Linked DNA regions of Homo sapiens: region 1 is linked to region 2. A link is a loop called in an ENCODE intact Hi-C map of the cell type or tissue named here. Cell type or tissue: heart left ventricle. All regions are shown on one strand.

The links. Peaks named below come from ENCODE experiments on the same cell type or tissue, not always from the same donor. Only the 100,000 strongest peaks of a DNase experiment are listed, where the experiment ranks them.
Region 1: it touches region 2 in a loop (2.5-fold over the local background); 4 of 110 quality-filtered maps call a loop at or near these places.

The regions. Positions count from the first base shown.
Region 1 is chr1:85,394,860-85,402,859 of GRCh38, reverse strand. All of the region lies in intron 1 of DDAH1 (dimethylarginine dimethylaminohydrolase 1), which reads left to right. Among named protein-coding and RNA genes, the nearest start is that of DDAH1, 66 kb to the left of the region's middle. In heart left ventricle, a CTCF peak has its summit at 3,954; no DNase peak of the experiment used is centred here; H3K27ac peaks cover 423 bases.
Region 2 is chr1:85,498,804-85,506,803 of GRCh38, reverse strand. It overlaps a transcript of DDAH1 not described here. Among named protein-coding and RNA genes, the nearest start is that of DDAH1, 38 kb to the right of the region's middle. In heart left ventricle, a CTCF peak has its summit at 3,810 (motif pointing right); no DNase peak of the experiment used is centred here.

The DNA.
Region 1 (8,000 bases), 100 kb after region 2:
TCGGCTCACTGCAAGCTCTGCCTCCCGGGTTCACGCCATTCTCCTGTCTCAGCCTCCCAAGTAGCTGGAACTACAGGTGCCCACCACCGTGTCTGGCTAATTTTTTGTATTTTTAGTAGAGACGGGGTTTCACCATGTTGGCCAGGATCATCTCGATCTCCTGACCTCGTGATCCACCGCCTCGGCCTCCCAAAGTGCTGGGATTACAGGCGTGAACCACCGCGTCCGGCCAGAAGATTTTTATTAATTGTGTTTTCTAGAAATGTAATCTTAGTTCAGCTATATTTACCAGAAAAATATACAAAGCATTTTTATATCTTAGTATTTGTAACTGAAATTATACATTTCTGAAGAAAATATCAAATCTGAGATAAAAACAGCATGGTAAATTAATTTGTACTGAAAATATTTTTGAAAATATTTTGTCTATAAGAATAGTTTGACAAGTAGCCTTATTTGCTATAGTTGAAAGACTCTGCTTGAAGAAAAGCATTCACACTTAGACCCTGGCTAGAAGAAAGAAATTGGAGGCAGATTTTTTAAAAGACTGTACTTTCAGGCCTGGGCACAGTGGCTCACACCTGTAATCCCAGCACTTTCAGAGGCCAAGGCAGGAGGATCACTGAGGCTAAAAGTTCAAGATAAGCCTGGGCTACGTAGTGAGACCCTGTCTGTACCAAAAAAAAAAAAAAAAAAAATAGAAGTATTAGCTGGGAGTGGTGGTTGCGTACCTGTAGTCTTAGCCATTTGAGGGGCTGAGGCAGGAGGATTGCTTGAGCCCAAGAGTTTGAGGCTGTAGTGAGCTGTGATTGCAGCACTGCACTCTAGCCTGGGTGACATAGCAAGACCCTGTCTCTAAAAAAATTAATTAAAGTAAAATAAAATACATTGCCTTCAGAACACATTAAAAAGGAACAAGATGCAAAATAGTTTTGAAAATGTTTTCTTTTAAGTAAGATAGTAATTGTGCTTCTTTTTAAAACAAAATTACATATAACTGAAAATCTAATTCTACAGTTCAATAATAGGAATTTTAAGAGCTCAAAAGCTGCTTCTTAGTCAGGTGCAGTGGCTCATGTCTATAATCCCAGCACTTTGGGAGGCCGAGGTGGGTGGATCACTTGAGTGCAGGAGTTTGAGACCAGCCTGGACAACGTGGTGAAACCCCATCTCTACAAAAAAATCGTTAAAAATTAGCTGGGCATGGTAGTGTGCGCCTGTAGTCCCAGCTACTTGGGAGGCTGAGATGGGAGGATTGCTTGGGCCCAGGAGATCAAGGTGACAGTGAACCTTGGTCATGCGACTGTACTCCAGCATGGGCAATAGAGTGAAACCCTCCTCAAAAAAAAAAAAAAAAAGAAAGAAAAAAGAAAAAAGAAAAGCTGCGTCTCTTAAAATCCAAGGTAAAATTATATTTCATCCTCATTACAACTCTTTTTCCTAAAAGTAAATATAAACCATGCTCTTCTTTATGTGCTATTTAGCCTATCTTTATCTGATGTATTTAGTCATTCTCTACTGCTCCAAGGAAGTGAATAAATCCAGGTAAAAAGAAGATACCAATAATGAAAGATTTCACTTTTCATGAATGTTTTCATAGTAGGCCCTCTTCATTTTAGGACTGTAACCTGTTGGAAAAAAGGATCGATTCCTGTAATTGTATTGCTAGACTGTGTCAAGGCAGTGTATTATGAAAGCTACATTTGAGCAGCACGAAGATCGCCTTTTAATGATGAGAGATAGTGTTAGTCTGCTGTACTCAAAAGTGTTCACTCTTTAGCCCAATGTTCTCGTATTATATAAAGCTTTAGAAACCCTGGACATTTGCCTACAATGTCTTTGAAGAAGGCAATCACATTGTGGGCATGGATCATATCTCTCTGCTTACATTTTTATGGTTTTCATTTATGTACCATTGTACTGCAGAAGGGATAGAAGGCAGCTTGGAAGGATATATATAATAAAGGTAGAACCAATCAAAAGATGGATATAGGAATAAGATAAAATGATTACCATTAGGTGGCCAGGAACACAATGTATGGTCTACACACTGTTACAGATGGGTCACAAATTCCACTGAAAGCTTTCTAACCACCAGCATAAAGAAGTGAACCTGGTGGGTATTTTAGTCTATGAGGGCCTAAAGATACAGGCAGGTCAGATTCTGAGAAGTGAAAATGTGATTACTACTAAGCTCAGAGAAAAATTTCTTCCTGGGGATCCCATGTGGACAGTGCGTAATGATATAAATAGCATCATCTACCACATTTTTACCAGTAGGTACAGTTCAGTTAATTCAATATTATAGAAAGTAAACTCTCTAATTAGATGTACATTTTAGAATTTCTGCAAGAGTAGGCCAGGCACAGTGGCTCAAGTCGTAATCCCAGCACTTTGGGAAGCCCAGGTAGGCAGATCACCCGAGATCAGGAAGTCAAGACCAGCTTGGCCAACAGGGCAAAACCCTCTCTCTACTAAAAATACAAAAAACAACAACAAAAAAAGCTGGGCATAGTGGCACACACCTGTAATCCCAGCTACTCAGGAGATTGAGGCAGGAGAATTGCTTGAACTCAGGAGGTGGAGGTTGCAGTGAGTCGAGATTGCACCACTGTACTTCCAGCCTGGGCAACAGATTGAGACTCCGTCTCAAAAAAAAAAAAAAAAAAAAAAAAAAAAAAAGAAAAGAAAAGAAAGGAATTCCTGCAAGAGTAGACTATGTGTCCTTCAGGCATTCCTCCCTGATTGTTTTTGATAAATAATGCCAGTGAGCTCAAGGTTTTTTTGCTAAACAATTGGCTGGGATGCAGCAAAACAAGGCCAAGATTCTCCAAAGAAAAAAATATTTGAGTCCACTTGGGCATTTCAAGAACAAAATTACAATAGATTTAGTTTTAAAGATCACGGTTGGCTTTATTGCAATTCTAGAATCAGGCAACATTTTATGCCATAAAATACAATAAATTTGCCAGTGAGTTGAACAGAAGGGGTTGGTTTTATAGACAGAAAGGGCTAAGGAAAGCAAAAATGAAGAACAAAAAACAGATTGATTATTTCAAAGTTACTTTCCTTGAAAGGCAGGGACAGGGAGGCAGAAAAATAGAAAGATTGGTTAGCATCAGGTTACTTTTAAGGATTAAAACAGAGGAAACTATTATCCTACTGATTGAAGATTGAAATTGGCCTATTTGGGAAATTGGCTGCTATCTCTCTCTCCTGCTTTCTTGGAATGTTATATAACAACTTAGTTTCAGTTTGGTGATGTGGAACTTCAGCATGGATAACTCCATTTTGATTTTTAGTCAAATCTGTTGGGGCCTAATGCAGGAGCTGTGGGGCCTAGTGCAGAAGCTTAGTCCAAAACAATGGCCTCCTATATTTTGTATTTAACAATTTTCCCCTTTCAGTCATGCTTTCACCTGGGTGAGTGCATGACCAAAACTAAGGGCATTAATGCTACTCTTATTATCATGCTGGGTTTCTGGTCTCTACAAGTCATTCATAGGTTATGGTGTACTCATCATCATGCATTTATTTGAGTTTTTGTCATTCCAGCAGAAAAGAGACTCTTTGGTGTTTGATGAATGGCTGTGTGCAACCTTTAAAACTTTTCGAGAGGATATAGTGTACCAGAGAAACTACTATTATGACTATCAAAAGGATAATGCCAGGAGTTTGGAGTATGCTCCTTTATCTAGGATCCCCATAAACTAAACCAACTGAAATTAAATAGATCAAAGAATGAGCCAGGCCGGATACTCATTATATCTATGGGTAACAAGAAGTATTAGCAATTGCACAGATTTCTCCCTATTCATTTAGTCGGTAGCAATTCTATCATATAGCATTCCAGGAATGGGTTAAATTAAAACAGACAGTACTAACTCTATAAAAGAGATCACTAGTACAATTTGAACAAACAGTTGCATTAGGGATATTAGGGATGTTGCTGAAGTTACCCACTAGGTGGACTAAAGGATCTCAGGTTTTTTAAAGATTCAGATTTGACATAACAGATTCAACATGCTGTCAGATTACTCACAAAAACTAAGGATTGTGAAACTTTAACCATAGCCTTATTCTGCCAAGCGAAAGAAGTAGGCATAAGCAAGGAAAAATTAAGAGGGGTAAGAATATCATAAGAAGTCTTCGTCTGATGGCCTTGGGAAAAGCTGTCCACGGCATGCAGTTAGCAAATTCTCAACCTGGTTTGCAGTTTGAATGTCCCTGGTTGTGGCGTTAGATATTCTGGTGAACTCTCTGTATGGCACGCACATCACACATGAGACTTGTCCCTTGAAATTTCTATCAAGTTGTCCAGCTTAGCATTTTTGCTCTTAGTTGAAGAGTTGAAGCTAGATACTGGAGGTAGTGCACTAAAAGAATTCAGGATCCAGTCCAGTCTAGGGAAAAAGTGAACAAGGCTGCAATCTACTAAAAGGTGTACTATAGTTTTTCTTTTGCAACATAATTTTTCTGTCTATAATCACCCCCATTTCTACCAAAGATAATCAGAGTAAGACTAATTTGTTTGCAAAATAAGTTTCGTCTCATTAAACTTCACCTGATTATTTGTATATAAGTACAGCAAGAATAACCACACAGTTCTTTTTAAATTTGATTTGCTGGAAATTTTGACAAACAATCTCAGATTATACTTTTAAAAACCTCTCATCACTAGGAAGCCAAACCAAGGCCGACATCAGACTTTGTCTACTTTGTCTATGGTTATCTAGTGTCTTGAGGTTCCTAGGCCTGCCAGGAAGTGACAACTTTTTACTCACTCACTGTAATGCTGTGTGTAAGTCCACTTTGTGTTGCTATAAAGGAATATGTGAGACTGGGTAATTTATGAAAAAAAAAAAAAAAGAGGTTTATTTGGCTTACAGCTCTGCAGGCTATATAAGAAGCATGGCACCAGCATCTCCTCAACTTCCGGTGAGGGGCTCAGAAAGCTTTTACTTATGGTAGGAGGCTAGGGGAGTCAGTAGAGTCACATAGCGAGAGAGGCCTCCCACCAGGCCCTACCTTCAACACTGGGGATCAGATTTCAGCATGAGATTTAGAGGGGATAAACATCCAAACTGTATCACACTGGGAATCCTTGAAGCGAGGCATTCTATTAATTCTCAAATATTACATTTCAGTCAAAGCCTTGGCAATTAAACCAGTGTTTCCAATTGTATTGTGTAATACAGAGAGCAAATTCTTATTGAGCTTATGAAAATAATCATATTAAGGAGAAAGATGGAATGTTTCAATTTTTGTTTATAAAAGTGTACTCTACCAAACCATTGTGAGCTAGAGATAGCTTTAAAAAATCGTTTTCTTAAATCTGGAAAATAAAACATTAAGAGAACCAGCAATGTTTTAAATAAAAAAGCAATAAAAACCCTTACTTTTTCCTTATCAGTTTTTCAGTCTAATGTAATTAATTCTTGCTCTGTTTGATCTTAGTTGATAGTTTCACTAAACTACCAGTTTCTTTCTTAGAGTTCTACAAATTCTTACCCAATCCAGTGCTATCTCAAAGTTGTCACAAACCTGTACTTGTCAGAATTTTTTCCATTCTTTCCATGAACTTCTTTGAAGATTATGGTTCTTGCAAAAAGCTTTCAGAACAGCATCAGAATAAAGCAATTAACTGAGGACAATAAGACTTAAAATAGCCATCATTGAAAACCTGATGAGAGTCTATAATGATGCAGCTGACAAAGAAATTGTGTTATTTCTGTGGCATACAACATTTTAACATAATAACCAAAATTATGATTGATTTCTAGAAATTTAATGCAATTTTGAAAAACCTTTTTTTTTTTTTTTAAGACAGGGTCTCACACTATCACCCAGCCTGGAGTGCAGTGATGTGATCATGGCTCACTGCAGCCTCTGCCTCCTGGGCTCAGGCGATCCTCCCACCTCTCAGCCTCCCGAGTAGCTAGGACTACACCTGTGTGCCACCATGCCTGGTTATTCTTTGTATTTCTTATAGCAATAGGGTTTTACCATGTTGCCCAGGGTGGTCTTGAACTCCCGGACTCAAGCAATCTGCCCACTTCAGCCTCCCAAAGTGCAGGAATTGCAGGTGTGAGCCACCACACCTGGCCTGAATAAATATTTTAATATCGTATCTATACAAATGTAAGGAAAAGACGGTTAAACGTTATCTCTTATTGACAATATTTCCTATATAATTTAACATATCAAATAAACCTAATTGGTTTAATATCTCTCTTTTGGACTTCCAGGTGGCTGTGGTTTGGATGTTTGTCCCCCAAATCTCATGTTGAAATTTGATCCCCAATGCTGGAGGTGGGGCTTAATGGGAGGTGTTTGGGTCATGGGGATGGATCCCTCGTGAATGGCTTGGTGTCTTCTTTGCGATGAGTGAGTTTCCATTCTATTAGTTCCTGTGAGAGCTGGTTGTTTAAAAGAGCCTGTCACCTCCCCACTCCTCTCTTGCTCCCTCTGTGGCCATGTGATCTCTGTACTGTGACTCCCTTTTGCTTTCTGCCATAAGTGGAAGCTTCCTGAGGCTTTTGTCAGATGCCCAGTCTTCCAGCCAGGAAAACTGTGAGTCAAGTAAACCTCTTTTCTTCATAAATTATCCAGCCTTAGGTATTCCTTTATAGCAGCTCTAAAGGGACTAAGACAAGGAGACTTAGAATTTCATTTTGGGAAGTTTGTCAAAAAGATTCAAACACTTGATCAAAAATAGGATCACATTTTTGATCAAGTGTTTGAATATAATACTCATTTAGCCACAATGATAATTAAAATACTTCAAAAGAAGTTACATAGCTGTAGAAAATCTTAACTCTTATAATAAAGAGGAGACTCAGTTTTCCTAAGTAATTAATGACCTAAGAAAGAAAACATGAAGCACAGAAATTATTTTGACAAAATACAGAATCTTTCTTTTCTAGGCCACATACCTAAAAAGTCTCACAATTTTTTTAATAAGAAAAGATCAGTACATGTCAAGAAAACCTTGTTTTAAAATTTTAAAAATAAAGCTTAATTTTTAGAAAAACCTAAAAACAATTCTTTTTTAATTTTAGCCAACTTGATCACACTCAAAATTCCTTTCATAAGATTCATCTTCCATAAATCTTCTAAAACTTGCAAAGACCTCGTGCAGCTTGCTCAAACCTTCACTTCTTTTTCTTTTTTCTTTTTTTTTTTTTGAGATGGAGTCTCACTCTTGTTGCCTAGGCTGGAGTGCAATGGTGCGATCTCAGCTCACCGCAATCTCTGCCTCCCAGGTTCAAGCGATTCTCCTCCTTCAGCCTTCCAAGTAGCTGAGATTACAGGCATGCACCACCACGCCCAGCTGATTTTGTATTTTTAGTAGAGACAGGGTTTCTCCATGTTGGTCAGGCTGGTCTTGAACTCCCTCCCTCAGGTGATCCACCCACCTTGGCCTCCCAAAGTGCTGGGACTACAGGCATGAGCCACTGCGCCCAATCTCCTCGTTTTCATATTGAAACAACCAGTCATTCTACCTTAGGGCAAAAATTTACTTTTCTTTTTCCCTCATCTTTCTGACCACACAGAATTGTCATTCAAAAAAATTAGTCTGTTTTCAACTTTCTTTACCAAAAATATATTCTCAGACTTACAACTTTTTTGTATCTCTTTTTCCTACTTAATAGTTCCTTCCTGCCTTGTTTCCATTTTCTCCATAAATCTTTATTGTGAAAAGCCTTTAACCTTTGAATTAGCTGAAATAACTCTTTTCTACAAAAATATATTCTCATGACTTTTTATAATTTTTTTCACCCAAAACACATTTTACTTTCTCTTGGTATACTTTGCATATAGAATTACATATATTAATTAGAATTTTTAACTTTTAGTAACCTTAATTTCTAGTGAAACCTAGGAAGTAAGCAATTTTGAACTATCATATGCCAACGTTTTATAACAACACAAGATGACAAAGTATCTATACTTTAATCATTTTTAGCAATTAATGGGTCAGTATTCTAACTTACTTG
Region 2 (8,000 bases):
GTCACCATTTCTCTACCTTGCTTCACTTTATCAGTAGTCATTCCCTTCCTCATCACCCACATGGTAAAGTCTGAATAAGCTTAGCAAGCAAGGCCATCCACACTTTTGCTTCAAGCTACACTGACATCACATCCTTGTTCAAGGTGTTCTCCTACTGCCTCATAGCCTAAGCTCTACCTAGGTCACAAACTCAAATGCCCGCATAGAGGGCTGGGAATAAAAGAGTTTAAGTTGTGGGTCTAGGGTGGACTGGGGATCAGGAGCCCTGTCTGAAGGGGGCAGCTATTACTTGGGACCAGGTGAGTGTTGCTGTGAGAGGATGTGGGCCAAGTGTGAAATCTTTGTTTCCATTAAGTCAGAAATAAAGATTTGTATACTAATACTGCCCTATTTTAAATGCTAATGGTCATTTATTTTTTTAAAAAAACTGCTGCAGAATGAAAAAATTGTGACTGCAGAGTATGATTCTGTGATAACCCATGGGACTTAATGCTCACTCTTTCACACTGACCTCTTTGTCATTCTTCCTTCTCTCTCCATGGTGGGAAGACTTTCTGCATCCTTTTCCTGGTGAAATCTGGTGAATACTTCAAAACCCAGCAGGCAAGACCATTCATGTTGCCCTGTCAGGCCCGGGCAGACTGAGGGGCTCTCTCTTTAGTGCACCTCAGCCATTCATTTTTACAACCTTCCTTCTAGAACTTGTCACGGAATTACATATCTGGTTGTTTGTCTTCTCCCACTGGATTCTGAATCCTCATGATTAATAGCCACATTTTATACATCTTTGTCTCCCCTGAGCTGCTCACAGTGTCTGGTGTAAAGTCAGCGTTCAATGAACATCTGTTGGTTAAGTTGCAGGCTGTTAAAGGTAATGCTATAGAAGAATTTAGGACATGGCTTCTATGGCATCCAGTTTAAAATGTATTAAAAAAGTCTATAAATCAATTAAAGAAAATTTTCTATGATTATAATATTCCAAGTAAGTTTCTCTTTTGAGATCATTTGTCTATTGTAGGAAGTCAGGTAAATAAGTTTAGTTTTAAAAAACAAAAATTTCTCAAATCAGGATTCTTTCTGACCCTTTAATCTCAGATAATGATAATAGAGTATTATTTCAAGGATTCCCCTTCTAGCACAATCTTGCTCAAGATCAGGCCAAGAATATAGACAGGTTCAGTAAACCACAAGTGCTCTAAACCTGCTTGAACCTATGTAAGAACTGAGCAGTGGGGTGTGCACTGAATCAAATCACCTTCTCTCCTCGGGACATCAATTCCTATCAGTACTGTATGCACCTGATTCTCTTATTCGTGTCTTTTTCATGCCTTTCTTTAATGAAATACTTTTTCCCTCTTAGCAGGCCTTCCAAAATTCAGCTCAAAACTTACTTCTTCCTAGAAGTGTCTGCTATCACCTGCCTTGATTGTTCCTCTGTATTATATTCTCCATTTATCTGTGTTTCTTTTTTGTTAGGTGTGGCCTACTCTGGTGTAAGACATATAATAAGAATAATTATGATATTAAGAAAAAGATAATACGGTTATCATAATATTTGGCTTTGGGAGGCCAAGGCAGGTAGATCACCTGAGGTCAGGAGACCAGCCTGACCAACATGGTGCAACTCTGTCTCTACTAAAAATAAAAAAAATCAGCCGGGCATGGTGGTGTGTGCCTATAATCTCAGCTACTCGGGAGGCTGAGGGAGGAGAATCGCTTTAATCCAGGAAACGGAGGTTGCAGTGAGCCGAGATCACGCCATTGCACTCCAGCCTGGGCAACAAGAGTGAAACTCCGTCTCAAAAAAAAAAAAAAAAAAAAAAAAAAAAAAAAAAAAAAAAAGAATCATTGAGGGCCATTGTTAAAAGAAATAGCTTACCAGACCCCTCCCTGGAAATTCTGATTCAGTGGGTCTGGCATGGGGTAGGGAATGAGGATAGGTATTTGTATTTTTAACAAGTGCCACAGATAGTTCTTATTATCAGGCAACCCTGGGAAACATTGCCATCATCCTTATAAGCTTGGGTTTGGGAGCAGACTAGTCAGAGTTTGAGGATGGGTTCTCATGCTTTTTAGCGTATGTAACAGTGGGCAAGTCACCATGTCCTAAGCTGTGATTTTTTCATCTAGAAGAGGAGGATGATAATCACTGTCTCAGTGTTGTTCTGGGGACTAAATGACTCATTTAGAGCATGAGCACTTAGAAAGTTCCAGACATTCTAAGTGCTCAGCAAATATGTGACAATCATATTCATATTTTGCTTGCAGTTTGCTTGGTTATGCTACTGTGATTCAAAATCTGAATGATGGTTTTCTTGGTTCTTCTATAGCACTATGGTGACCCAGGAGTGTGACCCAGGAGAGTGACCCAGGAGATTTTATCACAGCCAAAGACTATTGTTGAGAGCCTGCTCATCTCTGCCAACTTTTTATTGACTCAATAAGTTATCACCCTTTGTTCTCTTTAATTTTACCTGTCATTTCCATTGAATTACAGAAAGGTCTTTGAGGCCAATGACCCTGCCATCTAGTTTTGTTATACAGTAGATCCAGTATCCTGTACAGTGGGCTATCAACAGAGGGCATGATCTAATAAAACACACATTTATTTCGTGGAGTTATAGAGCCATCATCTCTTACTTAGGTTATGACAGCTCCTAATGGGTCTTGGAGTCTTGAGGTCTTATGCTCTTGCTTCCCTACAATGCAGCCTACGCTGCAGCCAAAGCGATCTTTGAGCAATATCATCACAGCATGCCAGTCTGTTTGAAACCTTCCAATCCTTTCCCTGTATTTATAATAAAATCCAAACTCTTTACTGTGGACTTGTAAGCCCTACCTGATCTGGGCTAGTCTGTCTGTCTGACCGCATCCCCTGTGATTCACCTCCTGGATCGTTACATTGCAGCAATACTGAAGTTCTCCCTCCCTAGACTGACCTTTTCCCCCATCATCACCTGCCACTTAGCCCAGAGGTCACCTTAGAGATCTTCCCTCATCTCCCTATCTCATGTTTTCCTGCCACTATTTCCTATCCCATCTTCCTGCTTTATTTTCTTCTCATCACTTACCACTGTCCAATATTGTACTTATCAGTAGGTGATGTTAGTTTGTGTGTTTATTGGAAGCTCCATGATAGCAGGCATCTTGTCTATCTTGTATTCCAAGTACTGGGAACAGAACCTGGTACCTTCATGGGCTTAGTAGATAGATAGATGGATGGATAGATAGATGGATAGATAGATAGATAGATAGATAGATAGATAGATAGATAGATAGATAGATGAACTTTAAAGAACATCAGCCGGGTGCAGTGGCTTATGCCTGTATTCTCAGCACTTTGGGAGGCCCGAGGTGGGTGGATCACCTGAGGTCAGGAGTTCGAGACCAGCCTGGCTAACATGGTGAAAACCCGTTTCTACTAAAAATACAAAAAATTAGCCTGGTGGCGCATACCTGTAATCTCAGCAACTCAGGAAGCTGAGGCAGGAGCATCGCTTGAACCCAGGAGGCGGAGGTTGCAGTGAGCTGAGACCACACCATTGCACTCCAGCTTGGGCAACAAGAGTGAAACTCCATTTCAAACAAATGAACAAACAAAAAGATAAAGAACATCTATATAGTCTAATATATTTCAACTTTTTTAAAGCAAGGAACTCTTATCAAACAAAATGTTTGTTTTTAAATTATTAATTTGGTTGTTGGGGTTTTTTTTTAACTTATTTCTTGACAATTAATAGGATTCCATACACATAAAAAGTTCTTAGCAAACACTTAACAATTTACTGAGTCCGTGTTCAATGAGATCCACCACCAGGGGGACATCAATCCACTGACTGGTAGCTATGGATAGTGAGAAAATCTGGCTGAAGGAGAAGCAGATCTGACTCCAGGAGACAAAGGCAGGCAGAGGCCCCGAGTGTTCTGGTAGTGTGACTCCTCCAGGGCTTCCCCATGGCTCTGCAGACAGAGGTGGTAGGAGGCAGGAGAGGCAGGGCTATCTCTGGAGAACCCAGAAGAGAAGCAGCAAAAGAGGACTCTTTAATGCAGGCCAGGCTTCAGTGAGAAACTGCCTGGCCTGGAGCAGCCCTGTACCAGTGGCTGCAGCACTGCAGAAACAATGGCAGTGGTGGTGGCGGTGGGGATAGGTGGAAGCAGCAGTGGTGGTGATGCCACAAGAAAAACTTCTTAGGGAGGTACTAAGATGGGAAGCAGCCTCTTACCAGGCTGAAGCCAGAGGGATCTGAGAAGGGGGCAATGATGGCAGTGACAAGCAAGGGACAGCAAGGAGGTCCTCAAAAGTGTCACATTTTCCCAGGAGAAAGGAAGAGATTCAAAGAACTGAAATTCCAGCAGTTGAGCATGTGTGATCTCAGTCAGAGCCACTGGCTTTGTTGTCATTTGGTTGTGTTTACTTTTCAGTATCATTCTCAAGAATTAAGCAAGATAACATGTGCAAAGCATCTAGCAGAGTGCGTGGGGTGTAGTCAGCAAATGTCGTTTCCTCTCGTTGTTGGGCAACCACCAGTAGCACCATATCAGAATTAAAGGTGAATAGAGGAATACTGTGTTAAGCTCTGAGGAAGAAACAATGATAAATTAGACATTGTCCGTGTCTTCAAAGAGTTTACAATATGGAAGTGACATGATCGTTCAAAAGGCAGAAAGTGCAAAGTGCTGTCTGAAGCAGTGCCAATAAAGTGTTAAGTATGTTCATATATACTTATACCTGGCATAAATTCCAGCGTAGCAGACTGGATAAGCTTTATGGAGAAAGTTTGGATTTTAAAGAATGAATATAATTTAGGCATGGGAAGCATGGTTAAAGGATAAAGAGGAGGAGAAGGTAGTGAAAGAATAATAAGAAATTTAGGAGGAAAATCAAGATTAGAGTTCTAAAAACCAGGGAGAATTTCAAACAGGAGATGATGAGCAAAAGTATCCAGTGTGAAGGACTTCTGCTTCTGGCTTTGATGAAGTTACTAGTACCAGCCCTCTTGCCATAAATAGCTGTAAAACTGGACAAAATATATGGAGCAACTGTTTTCAGACGTTGAAATTCACCCAGTGTTGAACTTTGATCCCTGGGAAAAGGGAAACACATGAGATGAAACCCTTGGTCACCTTGTCTTTTTTCCTGGCGGCACAGCAAAATGGAGCCCAAGTTGATAATGGTTGCTTTACTGTTCTGAGGAGGCAGAGATCACAGTTCAGGGTGGTTGAGGTGGTTGGAATTTGTAGGTCAGGCTAATGAAGAGAAAGCTGCACAGAGAAACAGGTCCAGAAATCTGCATATGGGTACTATAAAGTCTTTGGACAAATGCTAAGCTTCTCACTTTCTGGGTGAGACTCTACAAAGTCTGGTGGCAAATAGCTACTGGGGGGCTGTAAACTGGGTGGAGATTCCAGAAGGTGCACAAAACTGGAGATGTAGATGTTCTGAGTGGAGATGTTCTCAGTGATTCCCTGGGGTTTTCAGTGAAGAACCAAGAAAGGCCAGGCGGTAGGAGGAGGGCTACTCTAGCCCTGGACTCAAGGCTATACTAAGTTCATCCAAATAAAGTTTAAAAACAGCTTTGTAAAAATTAAGCTTCTCCACTAGTAAATTAACGTAACAAAACTTAACACTCTTTAAATCCAGACCTGATAATGTAGCGTTTAATGTCTAGCATACAATTCAAAAATTACTAGATATGTGAAGAGGCATGACCACAACAGATTTTTTTAAGTCAATAGAAACATACTCAGAGATAGCAGATATGTTAAAATTAGCAAGCAAAGGCTTTAAAACAACTCTTATAAATATGTTTAAAATTTTAAAGAAAATATGGACTCCAGTAAATAGAAATTCTCACTAGAAAAATGGAAAGTATAAAAGAAAACCAGCTAGAAATTCTAGAACTGAAAAATGTAACACCTAAAATGAAAAAAAAATCCCTAAATGAGCTTAACAGCAAAATAGATTCCATAGAAGAAAAAAAAATAGTGACATTGAAGACAGGGCAATATAAACGATCTCAGCTGAAGCACATAGAGAAAAAAGCACTGAAAAAAATGAACAGAGCCTCTCTGACTTGTGGAATAGTATGAGGTGGCCTAACATCTGTGAAACTGGAGTTCCAGAAAAAGATGAAAGAGAAATTGGGGCAGAAAATATATTTGAAGAAGTGATAGCTGAAAAAATTCCCAATTTGGTGAAAAATATTAACCCATAAACTAAGAATCTCAATAAACTCCATGCAGGATAAAAAACAAAGAAAACCACTCCTGGGTACATTATAACCAAGTTTATGAAAGCCAAGGATCAAAGAAAAAAGTTTTAATAGCAGTATGAGGAAAAGACTCATTCTGCGCAAGACCCAGGGGAACAATAATGCTGATTTATCAAATAAGCCAAAAGAGAATTGAATAACACCTTTAAGGTGCTAAAAGAAATAAAACCTGTCAACCTGGAATGAGAAACCTAGTGAAAGATAAAGATCCTTTAAAAAAATGAAAGTAAGAAAAGAAGAGAAAATGGGAAGGGAAGAAGGGAGAGAGACAGGAAAAAAGGAAGGAAGGAAAGAAGGAAGGAAGGAAAAAAGAAAGGAAGGAAGGAAGAAAGGAAGGAAGAAAAGATGAAGGAAGGAAGGAAAAAAGAGAAAGAAAGAAAGAAAAGAAAGAAAGAAAGAAAGAAAGAAAGAAAGAAAAGAAAAGAAAGAGGAAGGAGGGAAGGAAGGAAGGAAAGGAAAGAAAAGAAAAGAAAAGAGAGAGAAAGAAAGGGGAAGGGGAAGAAGAAAAACACTGCCAAGCAAAAACCAAATGTATCAATGGTACACATAAACTGTAAGAAATATTAAAGGAAGTTCTTCAGGCTAAAAGAAATGATACCAGGTAGAAACTCAGATCAACATAAAAAAATGACTAGTGCTAGAAGTGGTAAATATGTGGGTAAATAGAAATTACTTTTTTCCTTGCCTATTATTGAATGAGTAAAACTTAATTATAAAGCTGAGTTTTTGGTAGACATTGCAATAGTCTGGGAATCAGGAAATCTGGGATCTGGTCCACTTCTGTAACCTTAGGTAAGTGGCTTAATCAATACTTGATATTCCTCTCTAAATGGTAACAATTCAAGAAGTTTCTTTTTTTTTTTTTGAGATGGAGTCTCACTGTTGCTGGAGTGCAGTGGTGCGATCTTGGCTCACTGCAACCTCCGCCTCCTGGCTTCAAGCAATTCTCCTGCCTCAGCCTCCCAAGTAGGTGGGATTACAGGCATGTGCCACCACACCCAGCTAATTTTTTTGTATTTTTAGTAGAGATGGAGTTTCAACATATTGGCCAGGCTGGTCTCGAACTCCTGACCTTGTGAGCCACCCACCTTGGCCTCCCAAAGTGCTGGGATTACAGGCGTCAGCCACCGCACCCGGCCTCAAGAAGTTTCTTTTTATCATTGCTAAATACCTCAAAAGGGCTATCTACTTATTATTTCTTAAATTTAATGTATATATGAATTACCTAGGGATCTTGTTAAATTCAAGATACATTAATAAAGTTATTGTGGTATAGTAAAAAGACAGACAAGTAGATCAATGAAATTAAAAATATATATATTCTTTTTTATCCCTTTTACTTCTAACTTGTTTATACTTATGCTTTATACATAAAGCATCTCTTTTATAAACTCTATAGCATTAGTTCTTGTTTTTTTATTCAGTTTGATAATCTCTGCCTGTTAATTGGAGTGTTTTGTTCGATGTTGAGGTTACAGCTACTATTTTGCTATTTATTTTCTCCCATCTATTTGTTTTGTTTTGTCTCCTGTTGTTGCTGTTCCTTTGTTTCTCCTTTTCTTCCTTCTTTTGAATTTGTTGAGAATTTTTTTTATTATTTTTATTTTTTTGAGACAGGGTCTCACTTTGTCGCCCAGGCTGGAAGGCAGTGGCGTGATCTCTGTTCACTGCAACCTCCACCTCCTGGGTTCAAGCGGTTCTCCTACCTCAGCTTCCCAAGTAACTGGG